Linked DNA regions of Mus musculus: region 2 is linked to region 1. The links are chromatin loops, found by intact Hi-C in ENCODE. Cell type or tissue: gastrocnemius. All regions are shown on one strand. Each heading gives the region's core, and the rest is flanking DNA. Links, peaks and the distances in the headings are about the cores only.

Region 1 (8,000 bases), core at 1-8,000:
TGACTTGAGACTTTACCTTTAATGTGCTCCACCTGGTTTTGTACATTTCTTGTTATATTTATCTTCTTGGGTGCACTGAGTTGATAAATGCAGTTAAGGCCACAGTTGCTGAGTCCCACTTTGGAAGCCGACTGTAATCTTGCCCTGGAGACCTTGCTCACTTCCTAGTTTCCAATCCCAGTTCCGTCTTGTCAAGCTCCGCCTTTGCTGCCATCAGTTGTGTAGATACAGTGTTCTTTAGTCTCTTTTTCTTTCTGGCTCCCAGTTTGGAAGTGGCATACTATGGTTCTGTTCCTTTTATGTCTCCTGTAAAATTGTTACTGCTCTAGTGAGTTATCTAACTTTATCCAGTCCCGTGAAACTCTCCTTGAGCAAGAAATAGACCTTTGTGCCCTCTGCCCATTGAGTAAGCACACCGCCACTCCCAGTTTTCTCTATTCTTACTGTCAATTTTAGTTCTTCTGGTTAAGTAGATAAAATTCACCCTTTACGACTTTTATTGTCCTGCTGAGAGTAGAACACAGGCCCTGTCCCTGCTAGACAAGTGCTCACCACTGAGTGGGCTTTTTATTTGTTTTTGTTTTTTGAGGCAGGGCCCATTATGTAGCCCAGGGTATTCTTGAGCTCACAATCCTCCTGCCTCCACCTCCTGAGTGCTAAGATTATAGATATGAACCACCAAGTCTTACTCAGTAGCTACTCTTTTGTACTTGATTAATTTGATTTATAAATCAAAATTTCAAAATTCTGAAAGAATTATTGTTTGAATTTCAGGCCTTCCTCTGGGTTGACTTCTTTTTTTTTTTGTTTTGTTTTGTTTTTTCAAGACAGGGTTTCTCTGTGTCCTGGCTGTCCTAGAACTCACTTTGTAGACCAGGCTGGCCTCGAACTCAGAAATCTGCCTGCCTCTGCCTCCCAAGTGCTGGGATTAAAGGCGTGCGCCACTGCTACCGCCACCACCACCACCACCACCACCTGGCCTGGGTTGACTTCTGTGGGCACGCCTTAGCTGAGGGCTGTGACAGGCAGCATGTGACAGGCACCTTAGCTGAGGGCTTGTTCCGTCTTTGCTCCTGTGAAGGCTCCTTCGTAGCAGACTGGTTGTCAGTGGGGAAAATGATGATTCGGGAGCTGAGGCATGTCGGCTCCTTTCATCTCCCAGGGAGTTGTCTGCACAAGGACGAAGTCCTCGTCAGTTTGTGCTGGTTTGCTGTGACTGAGGGGTCAGTCACTCTGCTGCAGGGCGTGGCCTCCTTACGGTGACTCAAGAAGCAGCGTGTGGTCTGTACCACATTCACTGGGTGGGCAGCAGGACACAAGGGTTCAGGTGGCAAGAGCAGTAGGAGGTTACGTGGTTGCGCTCAAGAGGAAGAGCTCTAGAGCAGAGGAAAGCCCAAGCAAGAGTCCACAGAAACTTAGGCGTCTGACACCATGGTACTGCACGTCCTGAGGAGCCTGGGCTCACAGGTCTGCAACCTGTGTCTGTCTATGACAGAAATGCTGATTTCCCTCCCCAGTCCTTAGAAGCCAACACAAGGCAGTGTCCCCCGGGCATGTTTGCTTGTCTGTGCTTGGGAACTACGTTGGAAGTAGATGGGAAACTCTCAGCTGGTGCATTTCTGCTGAGTTTGCAGGCTTTGGAGTTCATGGTCCCTTGTTTGGTCAGTGCAGTGACCCAGAAGCAAAACTGGGCTCATTGCCCAGGCTTTCATTTCCACTTTTTCATTTCCCCGTGCTTTAGAGGGCAGGCGACTAGGAAACGCTGTTCTCAGGCTGCTGAACTTCCACATTTGTAAGGGCAGCTCCCCCACAACACACACACCCTCTACCGATTACTTACCATTAGGTAAGATGTGGTTCTCATTTGTCAGGAGCAACCTTGAATAGTCATTAATGGAAAGTCCCCAAAGTGGAGAGCTCTTTCCCCACCTTACACAGTAGTGATGGCAGAGCTATCTTAGGTTGTTCTGGGCTGGCCTGTAAGTTCAGGCAGCCTGTCTTGTTTTCTGGCAATGCTACACCTCTGAGCAGTCTGTGTGTAGATGACAACAGGTGGTTAGCATCTATGTCAGAGTCGACATGTGTGCCTGGGCTATGGGACTTTTACTTTAAGGAGGATAAGAGAGTTTATTTTGAAGATAAATAGGACTGTGGCTGGGGAATACAGATTTAGGTTACTGCAAATTTCCTGTTGCAATGTGGTAACAATTTCATGGCCTTTTGTGATAACAACAGAAAACCATAAACTGAGATAGACGCTTTCAAAGTGCATCAGTGGAAGCATCAGCAGGTGGTTACAGAAAGGCCTCATGCTCTCCGACAGAAGATTCAGCGTTCTGGTTGTTAGACACTGGGGTCTGCTTGTATATTTTAAAGGATTTATCTAATGGTCACAAAGATGTCAGGTCACTTACAAAGGAGGACACACAGGGCAGGAGAGATGGCTCAGATAATGAGGCTCTGGCCTTGAAACATCTTATCCCTCCCCCCTGTTCTCACTAAGCTAGTCAGCCTTGATGTCGCTCCCAGTGAGGGGTGCTTCTTTTAGGAATGTTTAGTTGGCATTGGTAAGAGTGGTACACATTGGCGTCATACAGATTTCTTGGTGAGTGTGTCGAGGAGGAGCGTGGAGAACACTTCTAAGGGACCCCTTCCTGACCCTGCATGGCCTTATGGGTCTGCCATGAGCACTGAGACCTTGGAAGGCCAATCAGTGCTCCTGTATCCTGAGTGCTTGTGTTCTTCTCAGTTATAAAAGGTGACAGACTCACTTAGAATCATGGTGAGTAAGGCCACCAAAAGCTTATTGCTTTGGGATTTCTTTAGCAAATATTTGTGGTAGAAGATGTTTTAACTTCTTACAAATGTTTACTATTTATTCTGTGCGTCTGTGCACACAGCATGTGTGTAGGTCGAGGACAACTTGGAGAAGCCCATTCTCTCTTTCTGCCATGTGGGTTCTAGGAATCAAACTCAGATTGTCTGGATTGGCACCAAGTGCTTTTTCGTGCTTAACTATCTTGCCAGCCAAGAAAATAGTTTTTATGTATGTAAATAGTCTATCCACATGTTTAATGAGTTTTGTTTAGTGTTGTGTTTTGTTTTTGAGACAGGGTCTTGCTGGATAGTACAGGATGACCTGGGATGTGTAGTCATCTTGCCCTTGCCCTCTGGGCCCTGCGCTCACAGGTGCCTGTCACCTCCCTTGACTTGTAGAGATTATTTTTAAGTACGTATGTTGTCTTCATTGTTAAAAGTCTTTGTTTGAGTTTATTCCTAGAATTATTGATAACTTGGGGTTGGTTTGGTTTGGTTTTTTATTTTTGTTTTTGAGACACCATGTATCCCTGACTGGTCTGGAACTGTCTGTGTAGACCAGGCTGATCTCAAAAGTAGAGTGCTCACCTCTCTGCCTCCCAAGTGCTGGGATTAAAGGTGAGCACCACCACGTGCTGCAGATACATTTTAGGCTTGAATGGAAATGATTGAGGTTACTTAATTAAAAAAAGAAGACATACTGTAAATTCATAGTTAGACATCTAATTTTAGAATGGTATTGCATATTTTTCATTTCAAGAAACTTTCATTATGCTGGAGCTAAGTTTTGCCCAATTGTGACTTACTCTTTCAGGAACACAGTGTGTGATTTCTGGCAGAGTGATATTTTCAGAGTTACATTGGATTCTAGAAGAAGTGAATTCTGACTCTATCCGGTTGCAGTTCCCTTTCCTGGGTTATTTGGAAAGGAGGCTGTGAGCCTGCTCTGCAATTATACATTCCTGGGTGTGGTAAGCCCTTGAGGTTATCCATCAGTCCTGCTTCTAACGTTGTCTTCCTCTTCCTATCTTGACCAACTCTCCTTGCCTGCTGCAAACCTTCATCCTGTCTGCCCCTCTCACACCGTCCTGGGAGTTTCCTCACGTCCCTGCTGGATCTGCTTCCTGCTTCCTGTTTTGTCCTGTTTCTCACTTATTTCCTTATTTGGGTAGAGTATATCCTGTCCTCCCGCCTCCCACCTGGAACTCCCCAGTCCATTTGATCCCTGTTTAAGGCAAATTCTCCCTAATACAGTTCCCCTGTGTGTGATGTCACCCTCTTTGATTAAGGAAGTGTCCTCTATGATGGTTGTGTCCCGTCATAGCTTTTGAGCACCTACTCTAAAGTTCTGTGATTGCCACCAAAGATCCCAGGATTGGAGAACCCGGGCCTCTTCCCAGGAAGTTGTCAATGCTTAGGGATTTTCCAGGCTTCTCGTTATTGCCCACACTGCCCTCTAGTGGGCCTTCGGGAGAGCTTGCAGGATGTTTGGAGATGGTAGTCATACAGGAATACTAAATGCCTTATGTGTCTAGACCATCATTAGAATATCCGTCACACACTTGGGTGTGAAAGTCTGTTTGTAAGTATGCAAGCCTTCACCCTACCTCCATGTCACACACAAGCCCAAACCACTCTTGGGCTTATGTGTTCTCACTGTTTGTACAACAGATCAAAACAGGTATTATTCAGCAACGGGAAAGTAAAGACCAAAAGGTGGCTTAGGTGTTTTAGGAATTGTTTGTATTAGTCATAGATAGAACTTAATCTGTAAGAAGCCTTGAGAAGGGGGTCACAGGTCAGGGACTATAGCTGCTGCTGCTGCTAGTAAAAGCTACAATGATGAAGACTGGCTGCCTGTTCAGGCATAGAAGTAAAATTTGTTTACTTCTTACAAAAAGTGTGTTTGTTGCAGAGTAATGTATAGTACACAACTTGTTGAAGTTATGCATGCATTCCTACATACATGCATACATATTAAAAAGCCACTATCGAGCCGGGCGTGGTAGTGCACACCTTTAATCCCAGGGAGGCAGAGGCAGGCAGATTTCTGAGTTTGAGGCCAGCCTGGTCTACAGAGTGAGTTCCAGGACAGCCAGGGCTACACAGAGAAACCCTGTCTCGAAAAACAAAACAAAACAAAACAAGCCACCATGTAGAGATATCTGTGTGGTTTCTAGATACAGATGATGAACATTTTAAACTCTGTTCAAATGTTGTCTTATTATGTTTTCATGTATACTGTGAATACAACAGAGTATCTTAAAAACCTGGAATAGTAAAGAAAAGTTATTGTGTTTCTTCAGGTCAACAGCTGAGCCTGTGTCTTTAAGTTCAGAAGTATTTTATCTGGGAGAGAGTAAAATAAGGAACAAGATATATTGGACACATCCCCAGAGACCTGAAGACCTCCCAAAAGGCTTGTCTGGTGACCAAGCATTTAACACATTGGCCTTTGAGGAACATTCTAGATCTACTGGAATGTTCTAGATAGTCACTCGTTGAAAATTTTAATTTACACTTAGGACTAAATGCATTGATTTGAAATCTAATGTTGGATTTGTTACCTGTTACTTAGTAACTTATGTCAAAATTTAACAGCTTAAAACAATAAACACATCCTATATGCCTTGTGGTTTCTGAGGTCAGTAACCTGGTAGGAGCTTTAGTTCCTCAGGGCATGGGCATGCACCTCTAAGCTTCCTGTTACCTTTCAACTTGTTCCTCCCAGTGTCGTGACAGAGAGTACCACCCATGAAGGAACTTGTCCTCAAACACCTTCATCTTGGCTCTAATGTGCTGTTACTGGAACTTTAAGTCACTATCCATGCAGAGAAGAGAAGAACCTCATGCACACGAGTGCACCCTAAAGTGGGCTCATCGGAGCATTGTAAAGCTGGCCGATGCACACAGAGACATTCATGTTCTGTTGCTGTATTAGGAGGCTCTGAGGGAACAATCAGTGGGGTCAGTATGAGAGAGCGAGTACATGTGAGTGTTCCGAGAGCGGCCCACAGACTCTGGGCCGGGTAGTTCAACTATGGCTGACTCCCAGCAGAAAGGCCAAGGTTCAGTGAATTTCCAATCTGGTGCTGGAGTCCTGGAGAATTCTAGGGAGCTGCTGGTATTCAGTCTAAATTGAAATCCCAGAGAAGTAGGCTCTAATAACAATGAAGGAATGCCTAAGCAGCAAGATAGATGAACTTGCCAGCAAGAGCAAGGGCAAGCAGGCAAAGAGCAAAAGCTTCCTTTATCCACGTTCTTCTCTGAGGGCAGCCAGCAGACGGCGTGGTCCAGAGTTAGGGTGGGTCTTCCAGCTTCAAGTGATCCAGTCAGCAAAATCACTCACAGACCTTATTCAAGTTGACAACCAAAATTAGCCATAGTTGTAGTGGAAATATACATAAAACTTAGCATGTTAGAACTGGAGAGAGGGCACAGCAGTTAAGAGCACTTGCTGTTCTTAGGAGAGGGCTAGAGTTGGGTTCCCAGCAAGCACTCATGTCTGGTGGCTCATAACCTCCTCCAAGTCCAGCTCCAGGGGATCCGACAACCTCCTCTGGTCACTGTAGCCATGTTCATACACATACACAAATAAAAATAGTAAAAAAAAATATTTAAGTTGACCATTTTGTGCATTTTGAAGCAGCCCATCATCCACTGATAGCCAGTGCTGTGCATCCCAGGGGTTCCAGAGCAGGTTACTACTCGGAAGAGGCCCACAGCATCACAGCCGTCCCAGCCCGGGCAAGCACTGCCTGTATTCTGGCTGCATGGCTTTGCCTATGGCGAGTGCGACGCTGCCGTGCACGCTTTCTGTGCCTCATGTGTTCCTAGTGCTGCTTCACTTTCCTGTGGCAGCTGAGACCACCGTGTGCTCTGGTCAGCTCCTATTGGCGAAGTGACCTAGAGTCACCTCAGTTAAAAGATTGCCCAGATCAGGTTGGTCTATGGCCATGACTGTGTGGCACTGTCTTGATTATTGATTGCTACGATATAGAAGGACCCAGGCCTTCTGGTGGACGGTACCATCGCTGCGATGGTAGTCCTGGGTTGTGTAAGAAAGCTGACTGTGCATGCGTGAGCCAGTGGGAGAGCAAGCCAGTGAGCAGCACTCCTCCATGGTTACTGCCTTGGCTTCCTGCCCTGACTTCCTCAGTGCTGGATGGTGACCTGTAAGTAAGTCAGATAACACTCCCTCCCCGAGTTGCTTTTGCTGATTCTCTAAGTTGGGGTTTCTATTGCTGTGAAGAGACCCCATGATCACAACAGCTCTTATTAAGGAAAACATTTCACTGGGGCTGGCTTACAGGTTCAGAGGTTTAGTTCATTGTCATGATGGGAAGCATGGTTCTTGAAGGCAGACATGGTGCTGGTAAAGGAGTGAGCGTTGTATAGCTGGATCACCAAGCAGCAGGAAGAGAGTGACACTGGGCTTGTCTTGAGCATTTAGCTCATCCCAATTGACACACTTCCTCCAACAAAGCCACACCTACTCTAAGGCTACACCTCCCTCATGACAGAGCATTCACACGTGTGAGCTCATGAGGGCTGTTCCTATTCAAACTACCATAAAAATGATATCTATCAGAGCATCAGAAATCAAACGAGAATAGTGTATTGTGTTTGGTGAGGTGCTCTGTACACACCTGTTAGGTCTAGTAGAATGGTGTATTGTGTGTGGTGAGGTGTACTGTACACACCTGTTAGGTCTAGTAGAATAGTGTACTGTTGTGTTTGTTGAGGTTTTCGGTACACACGTGTTAGGTCTAGTAGAATGGTGTACTGTTGTGTGTGGTGAGGTGCTCTGAACACACATATGAGGTCTACGTTAGGTGCATTGCTGTTGATCTTCTGGATGGGCTGCCCCTTTTATCAGTGTATTTTCTTGTAACTGAGCTTTTAATGCAGCCAGAGGGGTCAGTCACACCCAGGGCCTTACACAGTTGCCGAGCAGCAGCCCCAGCTCTGCTAAGTCCTCTGTGACCCCAATCCTCCCATGATTGCTTCTGTGTGGAATGTTCCTGTCTTCCCTTCACTCTCAGCTGTGCGTATAGGGCAGTCATGATGTGATTTCATTGCATCATTTGTTTTTATCCAGTTGCCAGCTTCTATTTCTGCCTTTCAATAGCAAAGTTTAACCCACTGATAGTTACATTGTGACTGTCAGGAGAGGACTTGGC
Region 2 (16,287 bases), core at 3,871-11,870, 240 kb before region 1:
GGCAATATGAGACTACTTCTCTTACATCACAGTTGTTTGGGGTCCTGGTATAAAACTGCCCTTATAGTCTTATTTCTAAAAACATCTTAAGAAACTGAGAGCCGGGAGTGGTGGCGCACGCCTTTAATCCCAGCACTCAGGAGGCAGAGGCAGGTGGATTTCTGAGTTCAAGGCCATCCTGGTCTACAAAGTAAGTTCCAGGGCAGCCAGGGCTACACAGAGAAACCCTGTCTCAAAAAAACAAAAAACAAAAAACAAAAAAGAAAAGAAAAAAGAAAGAAACTGAGGCCTTCAGAACAAAAAGAACACTCTATAAATCCAAAGGATAAAAATTTTGCAATAGTGTGCTAGATTGATAGACATATCTTATAAATACTTACAAATAGTCTTAATTATAAATGTGTGAACAATGGAATTGTCAAAGCACAGATACTAATATGTACATAACTAAAATGTGTCTCTCAAGCACACAGTTGACATCCCTCTATTACAAGTAGGTTCCTAGAGACAGTGCTCTCGCATAAAGCCATGCTGCTGTGGGTCTATACATAACCCTCTGTGTAAGTGCATTCCTCTCAACAGCATTCCTCAGGCATTTGAGACTATCAACACAACCCACACAACCAACAAAGACAGCCAGGACAGCCAATTCAGTGCGTGCGTGTGTGTGTGTGTGTGTGTGTGTGTGTGTGTGTGTGTGCGTGCATGCATGTGACCTAGTCTAGTATATGACAACAAGCCTACAACAGGATTACTCAGAATTGCCAACCTAGACAACAGTGTTCTGTTGTGCTGTAAAACTACAAAGGAGCACAGGAGAAAGGTCCCGGGGATTACAAGGAGAAAACCACACAGCACTGGAGGCACGGCACGGAGACAAAGAACGAAGAGACAGCATCACCGATACAGCAAGCTTGTGTGTGGCCACCCAACCCCTAATTAGATATTAACAACAAATCAATCCCACATAGATTTGCTGAAGCCACAGGACTAGACACAGAGAAAGCAACCCATGGGCTAAAGCTAAGAATACTGGCTGCTTTGCAGAGGGTGTATATTCAATTCCCAGTGCACACGTGCATGTGCGTGTACACACACACACCAGCTCAGAGCCATCTGTAACTCTAGTTCCAGGGGACCCGATGCCTACTTCTGACCTCTGTGGGCACCAGGCATGCACATAGTGCAGACATATATATCCAGACAAAATACTCATACATATAAAATAAAAATAAATAGGCCTAATTTTTAAAAACTATGTGTCAACATCTCAGAAACAGAACCCAAGACATCCAGAGCCTCACAGCAACCTCAAGTGTACATAAGGAAGTCCATACTCTAATCCAGCAAATAGCAAGTGCTGCTGTTGAAGGAGAGGAGAGGCAAGTGGCTCCCTCCGGTCACTAATGGGGGCTAATACACGCCAGGAGACAGCAGCACCCCCAGATCACTGACAGGGACACACTGATATGAGTTGGGAGAAGGCAAGACACACAGGTGCACTTTTTAACCTACTCCCTCCAACTCTGGGAAAGTACAAAAGAAAAAAGAAAAAACATCATAGCATTAGGAGATGGTCTCTTGCTGCCGCATCCATCACAGGCCGAGGCAGACAGCAATATCTCTGAGGGTCAAAGGGTACGGAGATGGTTACAGCATGTGCTGAGTAGTCTGAAAACAGCACTGAGAGTAACATTTTCCTACTGGATTGTATAAAAAGTCTCACGTTCATATATTAAAAATAGTAACCACATACATTTCAAATTTCTAATTGTTAATCAATACATACATTCACAATAGTTTTGTCTTGCGTAGTTTGAAGGCATTGGGAGTCTGCAAAATTCTCATATGTAGCAGGTATTAAGGATAAATGAGACCCTGACTTAGCTATTGAGTTTGTGATAACTAAGTCCTTTTAGTCACTATGGGAATTTTCTTCTTCTGAAGCTTTAAAACCATGTCACTCACATACTGGCGTGCCGTTAGGCTCAATTGCTTCCGTAACATTTTAGTGAAGATGGAACAGAAAAGGTTGATAGGAAATGTGAACAACCCAGGTCTAACAATGAGAAGATGCAGTTTTAGAAAGAGATACATCTCGATTCAAACTCATGCTCTGTCTCAACACAAAACGCATCTATGACCTTCTGAGTTCAAATCTAAACAATTACATCTTCCAGGCCGTCTGCGATCCAGAGGCTGCCCCTTAACATTCAAAGCCACACCCTGGATCTGCAGGAACCTAGCAGCTAGCTGCTGTGGAGCCACGCGCTTCTCCTGTGTCTCTTAGTATTTTAACAGTAACTGTGGCATTACAGTTTGGGATGAAGACATCGCTAAAGACACATCTTATTCCAATAAAATAGTTTTTTTCTTTTTAATTTTAGATACTCTATCTTTAGAACAATTTGACAAAGCTGTAGTTTCCAAACATGTCATGGGCCCAAACACATGACTTTACTAAAGAGAGCAGCCTTCCCCACAGCACAACATACCCGGACTCACCACTTTCACCACAGGCCGCTGCAGATACTGAGGTATGCCCCTGTGTTGCCAGTGAGTTTTAGGAGTTTTGGTATGCTCTGGATAACAGTCTTCAATCAGTTATCTTTAAAGTATTTTCTCCACTCTATTGGGCTTGTCTGCTCACCCCATCATAGGATCTTTCACAGTTATAAAGTGCTAATCAAGTCCAGCATATAACCATCTTGACTGCTACCCTTTATGAGACTTGAACTTAAGAAGTATCAGTGCTCCGACTTCCACCCTTCCCCTTCACTATTACGCTGCCCATCCAGGGTCTTTGCCCCTTCATATAAATTCTGAAGTCAGATTGTTGATGTACAGAGATTTACCTGGTGAGCTTTGAAATCAGACTGTACTGAATCCACAGTTCAGGGTGAACGTCCCCTGACAACAGTGTGCCTTCTTATCGACGCCATGGCCCTCTCCTCTTCAGTTCTGTTTTATTTCATCGGGGTTACATACAGTCTTCCTTACCCAGATGCTGCGTACACTTTCGTAAATTTATACATCCGTATTTAGTTTGGGGCACTAATGGAAAGTATGTTTGGAGATTTGGGGGAGGGCAGGGACAAAAAGAATTTTATTATGTAACCTGGCTATCTTAAAACACAGAATCCTCCTGCCTCCGTGTTAGAATCTTGAGTTTTAGAATCACAGCTGTGCACCACCACAGCTGACTGATGCTTAGGGTCAAACTCCAGAAGCTTTCTACCACTGAGTTACTTCCTCGGCCACTTGATACTATTTTTAATTTCAGATTCTAATGGATCACATAGGAAAGTAGCTAAGTACAGCGTGCTAGTTTCACATCCTGCAACCCTGATGTAACTGTCTATTGGTCGTAAGAGTTGTCAGTTCTTTCAGATTACACAGTCATGTCACCCGCAGGCAAACACAGGAACCTCCCTTCCCAATCTCTATAGCACTGCTTTCCTAGTCTAGACTTGGAAGACATTATAGAGTACTGGCTTCCGGTATTCTGTAAATATTAGACGGAATTCCACTTCACCTGGGCCTAGTGCTGCTTTGTGGGTGGTTTGTGTACTCATTCAGTTTCCGTGGTGGGTGAGAGACATTTACCCAGATGGCCTGTTCCTTCCCTGTGGGTTTAACGGGCTTTGTCTTTTAGGGGTGCGGTAGCAAACTGTACAGTGATTAAACTCATCACATCCAAACTGTTCACTGCACAAGATGGAGTGGCATAGGTCTGGTTTCTGATATAAAGATCTTTCTTCCATAATCATCCTCTCTACAGGCTTAGTAAGCTCACTGGTGTTCAGAGAACTGCCCTTTAGTGTGGTTCATTTTCCTACTGTCTACCTATTTTCAATTCCACTGACTTCTGTTCTGATGATCATGTTTCTTTGCTTCCTTTTCTCGGCTCCCACAGTGGAGGCATGGATCCCTGAGCCTGCTTCTCTCTGAACCCAGGCAAACACTCCTACGAAGCCCTCCCAACTGCGTCTCATGCATCTCTAATCAAGAAAATACTCCAAACAGAGTACACAGGGGCCACTCTGCCACTCCTGAAACCATCACATCAACAGTTACAAGTTACTGCACCATGCCTGAGTTCGTCTACTTGGTCTGCTTTCCTCTGTGCCTTACATTGTGTTTTATCTACGTATGTTACTCTTCTGAGGTCACTCCCATGGATGAGTGAAACCAGTGACACAGAAAATAAGGGTTCATCGGCACTGGAGGCAGGCACATCATACCAAAGCTGAGCTAATCCATCAGGAGCCAACATGCCCTGGTAAGTACCACTACTCTGTTGCAGTCTGTGAGAGTCACCGTTGTAAATACTGCAGTAAACACAGTCTGTGGGACACAGGAAAGCAAGGTGCTCTACTCCTGCACTGTTGGTACAGTCTCAGTACACAGCAAGAGAGTCTCGTGTACTCTCTAACTAGAGCTGCCAAATGCACTACAGCAACAGTCTCAGGGCATCATTGCATAGTGGGCAGTACTGTGCGTGTACATAGACTTTCCACGCATATCCAATGACGGACATGTATGTATTTATGTGTGTCCCACAGCAGCTGTGTGGAGTTCAGAAGATAACCTGCAGCAGTCAGTTCTCTCCTACCACATGGTCTTCATCGCTGTACAATGCCGGACATCTCCACAGCCCACATGGTCTCCATCGCTGTACAATGCCGGACATCTCCACAGCCCACATGGTCTTCATCGCTGTACAATGCCGGACATCTCCACAGCCCTTTCATCTAAAGACTCCTCATCTGCCAGTGGAGCCAGTCTTGCTGTCTTCTGACCAACGTAGGCATGTGCCTTTCCCATACTCTCGCCCTAAAACTCTTTCTATCACTGTATCTGAAATGAATCTCTTGTATACATCACAGAGTTAAGTCATATTTTTAATGCACTCAGATCATGTTTTCTTTAACCAATATAATTAGATTATTTATATTTAGTGTAATTGATAATGTGTCTGAGCTTACATTTGTATGAGGTTTGAAAACTTGTTCTGGGATTTTTTTGGTTTGTGTTTACTGCTTCTACTTTATTATGAATTAATTGAATATTTTTAGAATTCTACGTTAGGCTGGATGTGGTGGCACACATCTGTAACCTCAGCACTCAAGAGGGCAAGGTGTGAGAGTCATATTTCAAGGCCATTCAGGTTACACAGCACGAGTCTGTACCCACATATATAAATAATAAATAAGTAAATATGTGTATATATTTACTTCAGTTTATCTGCAGAGCTTTGAGTGACATCTCCAGTTATTATAGAATATATACAGATGTAATATACACACTATCAACCACAGAGTCATCTCTCTGTCAAGTTGTGTGAAGTGTTCCTCTCTTTATACTCTTTCTATACCCTCCCTTATTTCTAAATTGTCTTTAGTGGTTTTTTTTCTACATATATTTTTTGGAGAGACAGTTTAGCCGTTAAACGTCGGGGCTCACAACCAAAACGCATAAAGCTCTATCAGATAATCTTGCAACTCTGACTCCAGCCATAATGAGCTTTAGGAAATAGGTACTGCGGCCTGAAGACTCCTCTCCATGCCAAGGCCCTCATATTGACTTCTGCTTGGAAAACGCACTGTTTATGGCAAGTCTGCGAGGCACAGCCTTGTCTGCCTTTCATCTGATGATGCCCACATTTCCCCTCATGCTGCTTTCTATGCTGCTTTAATGAGCAGGGTGCCGCTAGCAGTCTGGACTAGACTAGGCTGAACTCAGCCTCAGAGATGTGCCTGCCTCTGCCTCAAGCACTGAGATTAAAGGTGTGGCCACCACACATGGCTTCTCCCGCCATTCCTGAAAAGTATTTTCTCAGGATACAGAAGCCCAGTCCTTTAGCACTTATGTCATGCAGTGTCCTTTGACCTCTAGGGTTTCTAAGGTCATTTGATGTTTCTCCCTCCTGCTTTTACCTGCTTCCCAAGCGCCCGTTTTTAGAAGCTGGTTGAGGGCCGTCCAGTAGATGTTGGTAGTGGGTCCACACAACTCCTGACTCTAGGGCTGATGTCTAGATGTTACACGTTAAGACAGCTCAGGCATGGACTCAGCCTGCTCATGTTCCCAGGCCCCCCTTCTCACCCTGCTGTTGGATTTCCACCCACTTGTGGTGTGGGAGCTGAAGAAGGGCACCACGACGTTCAGCAAGCACAAGCATTCTATTGCTGCTCTCTGACCTGTCCTGTCTTCTGCCCTGATCGTTTCTTCGTTTGTGTCTTGTGTGCTTGTACTCACTGAACCGCGTTTACGGCGGCCATTGCAAATCCTCACTTCAGAGCTGATTACACTTCTCTCTCAACTGAGGTCTCCTCGTTCTCATAAGACAAGTGGCTTTCCACAGAACCCTGGGCGGCAGACTATAATGTGATGTCATCTAAGACACCAACAGGATTTTGACCGCGTAGGCTAGATGAAGTACAAGCAGGAACTCTTTGTATTTAACCCAATCCCAATATAATCCAATGCATAATATACAAATATTGATGAATCTGAGTTCCCAATAAAAACAAGTCTTCCTATGTTTTATCATAAGGACATTATTTAGATGTCAAGAAAATAAGCATCCATTTCTCCAAGTCTGTCAACCTGAACAACTGTCCAAACTTCCCAATCATACTTAGCTACAAAGTATAAATTCCAGCATTTTGTTGACATCATAGCAATCCCAAAGTCTAGCTAACTGACCCCAGGTGAGATTGGAAGATGAGGCACCTGTTCTCATAATAGTGACAGTTTGAAGACTGTGCACAGCCCTGGCTCAGGCCTCTTCTCAGAGGATCAGTGAATTTAGGTGATCCTGCTTTTTGATCTCCACTGTTGTCTCTAACTTTTGTTTTGTTTTGAATTTGTTTTTTACCCGCATTCCAAAGAGTCCTGCTTGCTCCTCACTCAGCCGGCCCTGAGGAGGATTATGCAGCATCAGCAGGAGAGCAAGGGCAGGGATTTGGCAATGGCTCATAGCTGCTGAGGGGGCTGTGATCCTGAAACAAGCCAGGTAACAGGGACCATCATCAGAATACTCTCAGCTTTTAATCATCCAATGGCCAACTGACTAAGTCAGAGAACTGTGTGTAAGCACTACACACTGAACACTAAGTCAGGCCTGCAGTGAGCTGTGTGTAAGCATTCTGCACTCAACACTGCAGTGAGCTGTGTGTCAGCACTCTGCACTCAACACTGCAGTGAGCTGTGTGTAAGCACTCTGCACTCAACACTGCAGTGAGCTGTGTGTGAGCATTCTGCACTCAACACTGCAGTGAGCTGTGTGTAAGCACTCTGCACTCAACACTGCAGTGAGCTCTGTGTAAGCACTCTGCACTCAACACTAAGTCAAGCCTGCAGTGAGCTGTATGTCAGCACTGTGCACTGAGCACTGCAGTGAGCTGTGTGTAAACACTCTGCACTGAACACTGACTAAGTCAGGCCTGCAGTGAGTTGTATGTCAGTACTGCACACTGAGCACTGCAGTGAGCTGTGTGTAAGCACTCTGCACTGAACACTGCAGTGAGCTGTGTGTAAGCACTCTGCACTGAGCACTGCAGTGAGCTGTGTGTAAGCACTGTGCACTAAACACACAGCATGCACTCTACTTCACACACTCACAGCCCAGAGCATGGCACCTGCCCAGGCAACGGGCTTCCAAGCAGATGACAGGAGCCCACTGGGCATCCACCAGTCTGCCTCTTATTTTCCTTCTGCTTCTGCACAAGGAAACATATGCAGGTGCATCTGAGAGCGGAAGGTACTCTTCAAAGTTATCTAAGACAAAATCCACCAACCACTGAGCTCTCTCCACAGCTTCCCTCTGCTGACACCCCCACCGTGCCTTGGATGCCTCTACTGAGAAGAAGCTCATGAGATCTCAGGTCTACTCCATCTTTGGTCAAGACACTAATTCTTAAAGTGTATTCAGCCAGGCGGTGGTGGCTAGCACACACCTTTAATCCCAGCACTCAGAAGGCAGAGGCAGGCAGATCTCTGAGTTAAAGGCTAGCCTAGTTTACAGAGTCTGTTTCAGGACAGCCAGGGCTACACAGAGAGACCATGTCTCTGAAGGAAGGAAGGAGGGATGGAGGGAGGAGCAGGGAGAGGGAAGGAGGGAGGAATGAATCTCTAACTATGAGTCCAATTCATATTCTCTCTCTCTCTCTCTCTCTCTCTCTCCTTAACTTAAGCTTCTGTGGTTCTAGCTGTCCCCTGGGAGGAGGGAGGAACCTGCAGGCCCCACTGCACACTACATCCCCTCAGTGAGCCCCAGCACTCCATCTGCAGGATGCACACACTGTTCCAGCATAACCAATACTCTCCTGGGTTTAAACACGCATGACAGAGCTGCAGCTCTGAAATACCCAAAGCCTACACACGTTTGATGAGGTGAAATGGCCTCGTTCTCTATCTGGGCTTCCTTAACAGGTCTCTGAAGGCCTTCACCAGCCACGTCATTTCTACAACAGAATGGGCACCTGCCTGTCTATACTCTAAGAGCCCTGGTACTTACTCCTTGTTACATAAACGGTTTTACAATCCCAACGAAGAAACGGAAGACATTTCCTCCTCTCCAAACACTAAACCAGCCAACAGCCATGGCTCACTAGTGACCTTGTGGAATGGTTTTTGGGAGCAGTCTCAGATTACACCAGTAGGTGTCACTCTACGATACAGTTTAAATTCTTTTCAATTCACTCATCCAACAACTGCACTGGGGGCCCATGGTGTGGTTGGCATGTGGCAAAATTCTAGGTACAAAGAAAACGGTGGGAAATCAAACAGTGCAACACTGTTCTCACGAGCTCTGCACTGTAGCCACTAATGAGACCACCTCCTTTGCTTTCTAGATCGAGGTTATAAATGTGTTTCCTAATAAACTTTAATGCAAAGCTGAACTTGCCAAGTTAATAAATAACCCGAGATAATTCACAAATAGCCAAATGAATTGCGAAAATGAAACAGAAAGAGATAAATGAAACAGAGAGTATGCCACCCCAGATCTACGAGGGTACACCCTGAGTATTTTCTAGGCTTGAGTTTACTCAACCCCAAGTTTCTAATCCCAAATTTAAGGGGTTCCTTAGTACAAGAAAAAGGAATTCCCTTGACCAACAATCCAAAGTTTAAAGCCTACCTGCTTATGTTTTACTAGCAGACATGATGTTATGATCTTCAAGACTAGCTGCAAAGTTTAAAGCCTACCTGCTTATGTTTTACGAGCAGACATGATGTTATGATCTTCAAGACTAGCTGCAAAGCTGACTGAGTCCCAGACATAGAGCTGCTTCTTACCACTTGGAAAACAGCATCTGAGAGGCACTGGTGGATGGAGACAGATAGCAATGGTCTGTGTCTCAACTACAAAAGCCGGGACTCCTCTGCTGCCAAGAGTCTGCTTGTATTAATCTGTGGAACTCCTAGTTATTACCAGAACTGTGTCATGCCTTAAGGTTCAAAGCACAACAACGACAGTCACAGAGTCAAAAGATACAAGTCTAAGAGCTACTCTGTCAGCACATGCAGGAAGGCGACCTGTCTGCACCTGCGTCCACTCAGCTCTCATCTGGTTCAGCCTGCTCTCCATAACAGACTGCAGTAGCAGTCGCAGGAACATTACAAGCTCTGAACAACATACAGAATGTCCTGCTGCACAGAATCCTTTAAGCTCAAACTTCTTACCTGTTTGAGACAATGATGCTCACAAGGGTAAAACACCAAGTTTTGACTTGATGTCCTTTTAGAAGGCTTCAGAGCGTGAGCGCTTGCCCAGGCTTCTCAAACCGCGACGCACACTGCTCAAGTGCAGCAGGGACTCACAAGAACACTTCAGCACACGAGTGGCAGTTGATGCACCAAAACAAACAACACTCAGGTGTTTTCAGGACAATGCCAAGAGGTCAAGAGATCAAGATCCATTTGTATCAACTTTAAACACAGCATGTCTCTGATATTGTGCTGGTAGAGCAACCTCGTATTTCCAGAGTATACAAAGTGACAGGCTCAGTATGGACCAACATTTGGCATGACTGACATGTCACTAAGCTTTGCAGGGCCAGGGAAGATAAAAAGGGCTCAATAAACCAGGAAAACAGGTTTTGGAGTCAACCGAGTTCAGGTTTGTGCTCAGCACTCCTACAAGTTGGCCAAGTGACTTCTGGGCATGGGACTCTATGTTCTGTATCACTTTCCCACTAAGATGAACATAATGGGAATGTAAGAAGGGCTCCATTAACCACTTTATATAAATGCCTACTATGGAGGTGTGGGCACACAGTAGGTGCTCATAAATGACAGCTACCAGGAAGCCCAACTTTCTTTCTGACCATTAAAGTAACTGTATTGGTTAATGCTGAACAGCCACAAATTCACCAATTTAAGCGATACAAAGTCTATGTTCCTATCACTACACTTTAGAAAATTAAAACCCTTACTCAACTGAATGCCAACAAACACACACCTTCTCCTTGGCACAGATGTATTTTGCATGACCTTATGTGAGTTGCTGAGATGAAAGCCATTCCTCGGTTGCTTTGTTATTTTAAAGTGCAGATACATTTGAGTCATTTCCCCCTTTGTTTCATATCCTTAAGATCCAAAGCTTCAAAGACAGAATGTCAGCATGCAGTCGATTTATGACTGAACTCTTGAAGAGACACTGAAGAATTACCTTGTCAATCACCCCAAGGACTCGGAAGGCCTTCAGCTCCTCGGCAGGGCTCCTCAGGCTCCAAGGGGGCCTTGAACTTAGTGATCCTGGAGGCTAATGGAAGATATCAAAGATTTCACATCAATCAGGGAGGGACTTGAAGGAAGGCTGCCTACTGAAGCAAACACCAGGCCAAAGGAAACTAAATTTACCAGAAATCAGAGAAGAGAGATAAAAGGAAAAAGTTACTGTTTGTCTGTAATGTAAAATGAAAAAATCAAAATAAAGAAAATGAAAATGAAGAAGCAAGACAAAGCACAAGTAAGTCGTCAGTCACAAGGCTGGAAACGGGCTTTAACCGAGGATGGAACTGTCCAACAATCAGCTGAGCGGCCAAAGGCAGTGGCAGCCTGGAATTTACCCAAGACAGACCAAAAGTGATTGAGGAAGAAAACAAACAAAAATATTATTAAACAGATTCACTTGAAACAGAGGAGGCATGACCTTGAAACAACAGTCCTTCAGTGTTTCTTTATAAAACAAAGTAAGCAGTTAGATACTTTAATCTATACCATATGTTTTAAAGAGAATTGACAGATTCAAGTTGACCAAAAAAAGCGCCAACCAATGGTGAGAAAAATAAATGCCCCATCCGTACAGCCAGTGATTATTAGAAAAGAGCTTGGAGTGACTCATGAGAAAAATAGCTTTTCTTCAAATATTTGACTATCTGTGATGTGGAAACCAGTCTATGGCCTACAAACAAGATCAGTGACTGTGGAAAGGCTGCTGGAGCAACACAGTTAGAAACAGTCTCAACTTCCAAACTCTGGCTTCGCCCTGCCAGGCAGCTAAGTCCTGAGAGGAGCAGGGCTCAGCATGTCCAGCTGGATTTCTGTAGTTCCTCCTCACAGGAGACACAACGCCTTGTCACACAGGGCAGACGGCCTTATCAACAAACTAGATTAGAGTACAGAGGGGACAGCATGGTAAGGAATCTACTAAGACCCCTTTCCCGACACTTCACAGACTGGCATGGCCAGACAGAGCTCTTAACAAGAACTGCACCCTGATCACTGTTGGGGTAGAGTCAGGAAACTTAGCAAGGAAACTGCCTGGGGAATTGGGTGCAAGCTGTCATGGGGAGACTACCACCTAGGAAAGACAGTGTCTAAAGGCAGCAATCAATTCTCATTGCCTTCAAATAGCTTCCTCATCTCTGGGTACAGCAGGAAAAAGCTAGTGGTGCTGGAGTTGGGAGGGGTTGGGTTTGGTTTGAATTCTGTAAGCAGGATCTCCCGAAGCCCAGGCTGGCCTCGAACTTGCTTTGTAGCCAAGGGAGGCTCCTCATGCTTCTATCTCCCACATGCTAGAATTACAGATGTGTACCACATCTGGCTAAGGGTGTGTGTGTGTGTGTGTGTGTGTGTGTGTGCATGTGTGCATGTGTATATTTACATGTGCACGTGTATGCACATGCACATAGAGATCAGAGGTCAACACTGGACGCTTCTTCAATCACTCTCCATCTTACTGTTTGAGAAAGATCCTCTCCCTGAAGCGGCAGCCCACTGATTGGCTGATTGGCTCCATGGATCCTGAGGTCATCACCCCTGCCTCCCTGTGCTAGCATAATAGGCACACAAAGCCATGTTCACTTTTTACATGGGTGCTGGGATCCAAGATCCTCATACTTTATCAACCAAGCCGTTCTTATTCTTAGCCGCAGCTTTTGTTTTAGAGATGCTTTCACTTGATAAAATATCTCAATTGCAACAGATAATAATAATTTTTAAATGATATAATTTGATTTCTTAGATATGTCTCAGCAAATGTTATTTGATATCGCAATTCATTAGGAACCAAAGTAGATGTCAGAAAAAAGATACATCACTGCCTCCTTAAAAGCTGAAAACTGGCTGGGCAGTTGTGGCTGGCGCACACCTTGAATCCCAGCACTTGGGAGGCAGAGGCAGGCAGATCTCTGAGTTTGAGGCCAGCCTGGTCTACAGAGTGAGTTCCAGGACAGCCAGGGCTACACAGAGAAACACTATCTCAAAAAAAAAAAAAAAAACAAACAAAAAAAGCTGAAAACCTAAGGGAAACGTTTAATGCATACTATCAAGACATCAGTGAATCCACTGGAACTGTCAAAAAGCAATCTCTTCTGCAGGAGTTACACTGTCTTCCTTCATCATTACCCTCTCATGCCTACACTGAGTGTGGCACTCACAGAAAGCTGCTCTAACAATCTCTGTTTTCCTCCTACGCAAAGGGAAACTCAGAGGATGAATCACTTCCATCACAAAGAGAGAATGGGATCCTAGACAGACCTCAGCTCCACCCTGCTGCTGACAACCTTTCTATTAAATGCCACATGCACACACATGCACACACATGCACACACATGCACACATGTACATCTTGCTGCATTACCAACAACAACAACAAAAAAAAAGCTGCTTGTAATTTTAGCTAAAGAGCTACCAAGGGAAAGTACTATTTTATCTGTTACATTTGAAGTTTAATACTCCAAACTCCAGAACACGACATCCCGTCTTCTGTTCACATTTCTCAGTCCCTGCTCACTGGTCTCTCAGATTCCATAGACAGTTCACTCTGCTTATGCCACTGAGTGCACGGTGAGAAACACAACAGTGCTATGGTGTAGACTGTGGGATGCATCGCACGCCCTTATGTTGATGTCCGCCGTCCCAGCTCAGCAGTATTCAAAAGTGAGGTCCCTGGGAGGTGACTGAGTCTTGAGGGCTCTGACCTCATCAATGATTCTACTTATGGATTCATAGCTCAAAAGACTTTGGGGTTGTGTGTTAGTAAGATTTAGGAAGTGGGCCTAAGTGGAGAAAAGTAGGTCACTGGAGACTTGCCTCCCATTCTTACACTCTACCACAGGTCAGAAATAACAAAGCCAAGTGACCACGGTCTGAAACCATGAGCCAAGATAAACCCTTGCACCTTTTCCACAGCAATTAAAAACCTAATACGATACAGGTCATCGAGAGGCATGAATGGTCTGCTACAGTGAGGGTCACAGTGGAGGACTGGAAAACAAAAGTCCACACTTGAGTTTGGTTTCCACAGCCCTTGAATGCCAAGGAGAGCCATGTGCACTGTGTGCTCCCGAATGAAGAGAGCAGGTGCTCTGTGTGAGAAAGGAGCTAAAACGCACTAAGTAGATGCTGCTGCAAACAGCAGTGCCTTGGGGCAGATAGGAACGGCAAAGGCGACAGACACAAATCTTCTCTTTCTTCTTTAAAGTGCTTTGCAAGCTTCAGGTCAGACAGAGTACACAACGATTATAAAATAAAGGGATCATCTTAAAAACCTCATACTGTTGGCTTCTAGGAGAGAGAGAGTCTGCTTTGAGTGTGTGGCCCCGGGTGGGTCTAACACACGCCACGACATGGTCCACATAAGGCAGCACACTTTGGACTTGTGGGTCAAAAAGGAGGACACAGAGTTAGAACCATGGGGAGCGGAGAAGTGAGGAGTGCATCTGATAAAATACATTGCATGTGCTTATGAAATACCCAAAAACTAAAATTATTCTTAATAATCTCTTATTTCTTATATATAGTAGCACTTAAATTAGTTTTAACTCCACAGATCTGTTCCTGTCTTTAGACAGCAAAGGGAAATATAAATCTACAGGATTTAATAACATAAAGAGGCTTCAGAAACCAGATCCAGATCTTGGCTTATTTTGTCTTTCTAACAAAAGGACGCTGAGAAGCAATACAGCTAAGCTGTCTCTGGTGACAAAAGCTGGTGGCGGGAGAGAGGACTGGCCTGTGAGTGTATTCAGGTAAGGTGGTGCATGCCTGCAACCCTAGCACTCAGGTCTGCTGATGCAGGAGGACTGCCATGAAGAGAAGGCCAACCAGGGCTCTACGAGAGACCCTGTCCCAAATTGAATTAAATAAGAAACTCTTACTTGTAAAAAAGTATCACCAATGTAGCGCACTGTTACAAAGTAGCAGGAAATAACTTCCTAGGCAACAAAATTATGCCCTTGATGTAAAAAGTCAGTGTCTCTCTTATATGTAAGGGCCACTGTAGCACAAGATGTCAAGAAAGATTGGTTAGGTTCATCTATACCCGGACTACCCACAAGAAGATAGAATGGCCTCACAGGGATGGCAAGATAACACTGCTCAACTAGCCAGGGCCTAAGCCCGGGACACATAGCTCCATGCAATGATGGTGACAGCCAGTGCCTGTGATCAGCAGTAAGCACATGGTTAAAACTTGGTTGCTATTTCTGTTCTCTAAAAAGTTAAGTAAAGGCTACCTGGCTTCTCCTTTGAGTCGCCAGTTGACCTACCCACAGTTTCTTTGATTTATTAGTGTTCTCAGTATGCACTCTCCACCTGTAGACTCAGTGTTCCTCAAACTATAGCACATATGCACATTGCTCAAGGACTTATCAAAGTGGAACATAGGCTTCAGGAGAACTGAGCTGGGCCCAAAGAGTCTGTGCTTCCATCAGGCTCCCTGGTGGGGCTGCTGCTGCTGCTGCTGGTGGTTCAGCAGCTCCACTTAGAACAGAGTGACCACACCTCAGAACACCTGAGCAGGAGTCACTCCTTACCGTCAGGGAAAACGGTAACAGATAAAAGGAAAGGTATCCACAACTCGGCTCTGGCTGAGGGCAGTGGTGATACCAATCGTCTCTGCCCTAGGCAGGCAGGAGGCCAGATGGGGTTATGCAGAAAGATGAAGAAGGAGGAGGAGGAGGAGGAGGAAGAGGAGGAGGAAGAAGAAGAGGAGGAGGAGGAAGAAGAAGAGGAGGAGGGAGAAGAGGAGGAGGAAGAGGGAGAGGAGGAAGAGGGAGAGGAGGAGGAGGAGAAAGAAAGAAAGAAAGAAAGAAAGAAGGGAGGGAGGGAGGGAGGGAGGGAGGGAGGGAGGGAGAGAAGGAGATGAAGACGAAAAACTTCAATGTCTAGCAGAATCCCTGAACTCAAGCTCTTGTTCGGAGTTCTAGCTTTGCAAATCCTTCCTGGGCAGATGGCTAGCTCGACCACTCTCAGCCTCTCTTAGATGGCTAACACACCTGACATTTAGCCACCTGTAACCGAGTCAGTCCCATGCCTTATTGCCACGTCTCTCGGTGAGTTTCAATGTCTTTAATGACACCTGTCCAGTTGGCCAACAACATCAGCAAACACAGATGTGCTACCAGTGTGCTCAAAATCTACAGGGCACTCAAAACATTCTGCAGTGGTGTTCAATCACCCCTAGTAACTGTGGGATAGAATGGTATTTATATGTTTCACGTCCTATATTTAGATAATTTACTGTGCCTTTTTAAATTTTAATTGATTTTAAATTTTCTTTTAAAAAATATTAAGCCTAGCCGGGCAGTGGTGGTGCACACCTTTAATCCCAGGACTTTGGAGGCAGAGGCAGGTGGATATCTGAGTTCGAGGCCAGCCTGGTTTACAAAGTGAGTTCCAGGACAGCCAGGGCTATACAGAGAAACCCTGTCTTGAAAAACGAAAAGAAAAAAAAAAAAAAGTTAAGTCCTTTGCAATTTGGAAAAATAAATAAATAAATGAAAGCCACTGTCCCTTCAGTCCAGAGTCTACTTAATCAGAGGCCTGCCTCTC

What was found. Hi-C counts contacts between places; a loop is a spot of excess contacts. Peaks named below come from ENCODE experiments on the same cell type or tissue, not always from the same donor. Only the 100,000 strongest peaks of a DNase experiment are listed, where the experiment ranks them.
Region 2: it touches region 1 in a loop (3-fold over the local background); 2 of 42 quality-filtered maps call a loop at or near these places.

Annotation. Positions count from the first base shown.
Region 1 is chr1:191,071,494-191,079,493 of GRCm38, forward strand. The region is part of intron 4 of Nsl1 (NSL1, MIS12 kinetochore complex component); the gene reads left to right. Among named protein-coding and RNA genes, the nearest start is that of Nsl1, 12 kb to the left of the region's middle. In gastrocnemius, for the core only: CTCF peaks have their summits at 4,283 (motif pointing left) and 6,092; a DNase peak (open chromatin) is centred at 4,257; H3K4me3 peaks cover 670 bases; H3K27ac peaks cover 1,670 bases.
Region 2 is chr1:190,823,328-190,839,614 of GRCm38, forward strand. Rps6kc1 (ribosomal protein S6 kinase polypeptide 1) reads right to left here. Exons shown (of 15, transcript NM_178775.4): 8 at 10,679-10,771. Gm51740 (a long non-coding RNA gene) reads left to right here. Exons shown (of 3, transcript XR_003948580.1): 2 at 3,917-4,282; 3 at 4,566-4,925. Among named protein-coding and RNA genes, the nearest start is that of Gm51740, 11 kb to the left of the region's middle. In gastrocnemius, for the core only: a CTCF peak has its summit at 8,657 (motif pointing right); a DNase peak (open chromatin) is centred at 8,683; H3K27ac peaks cover 415 bases.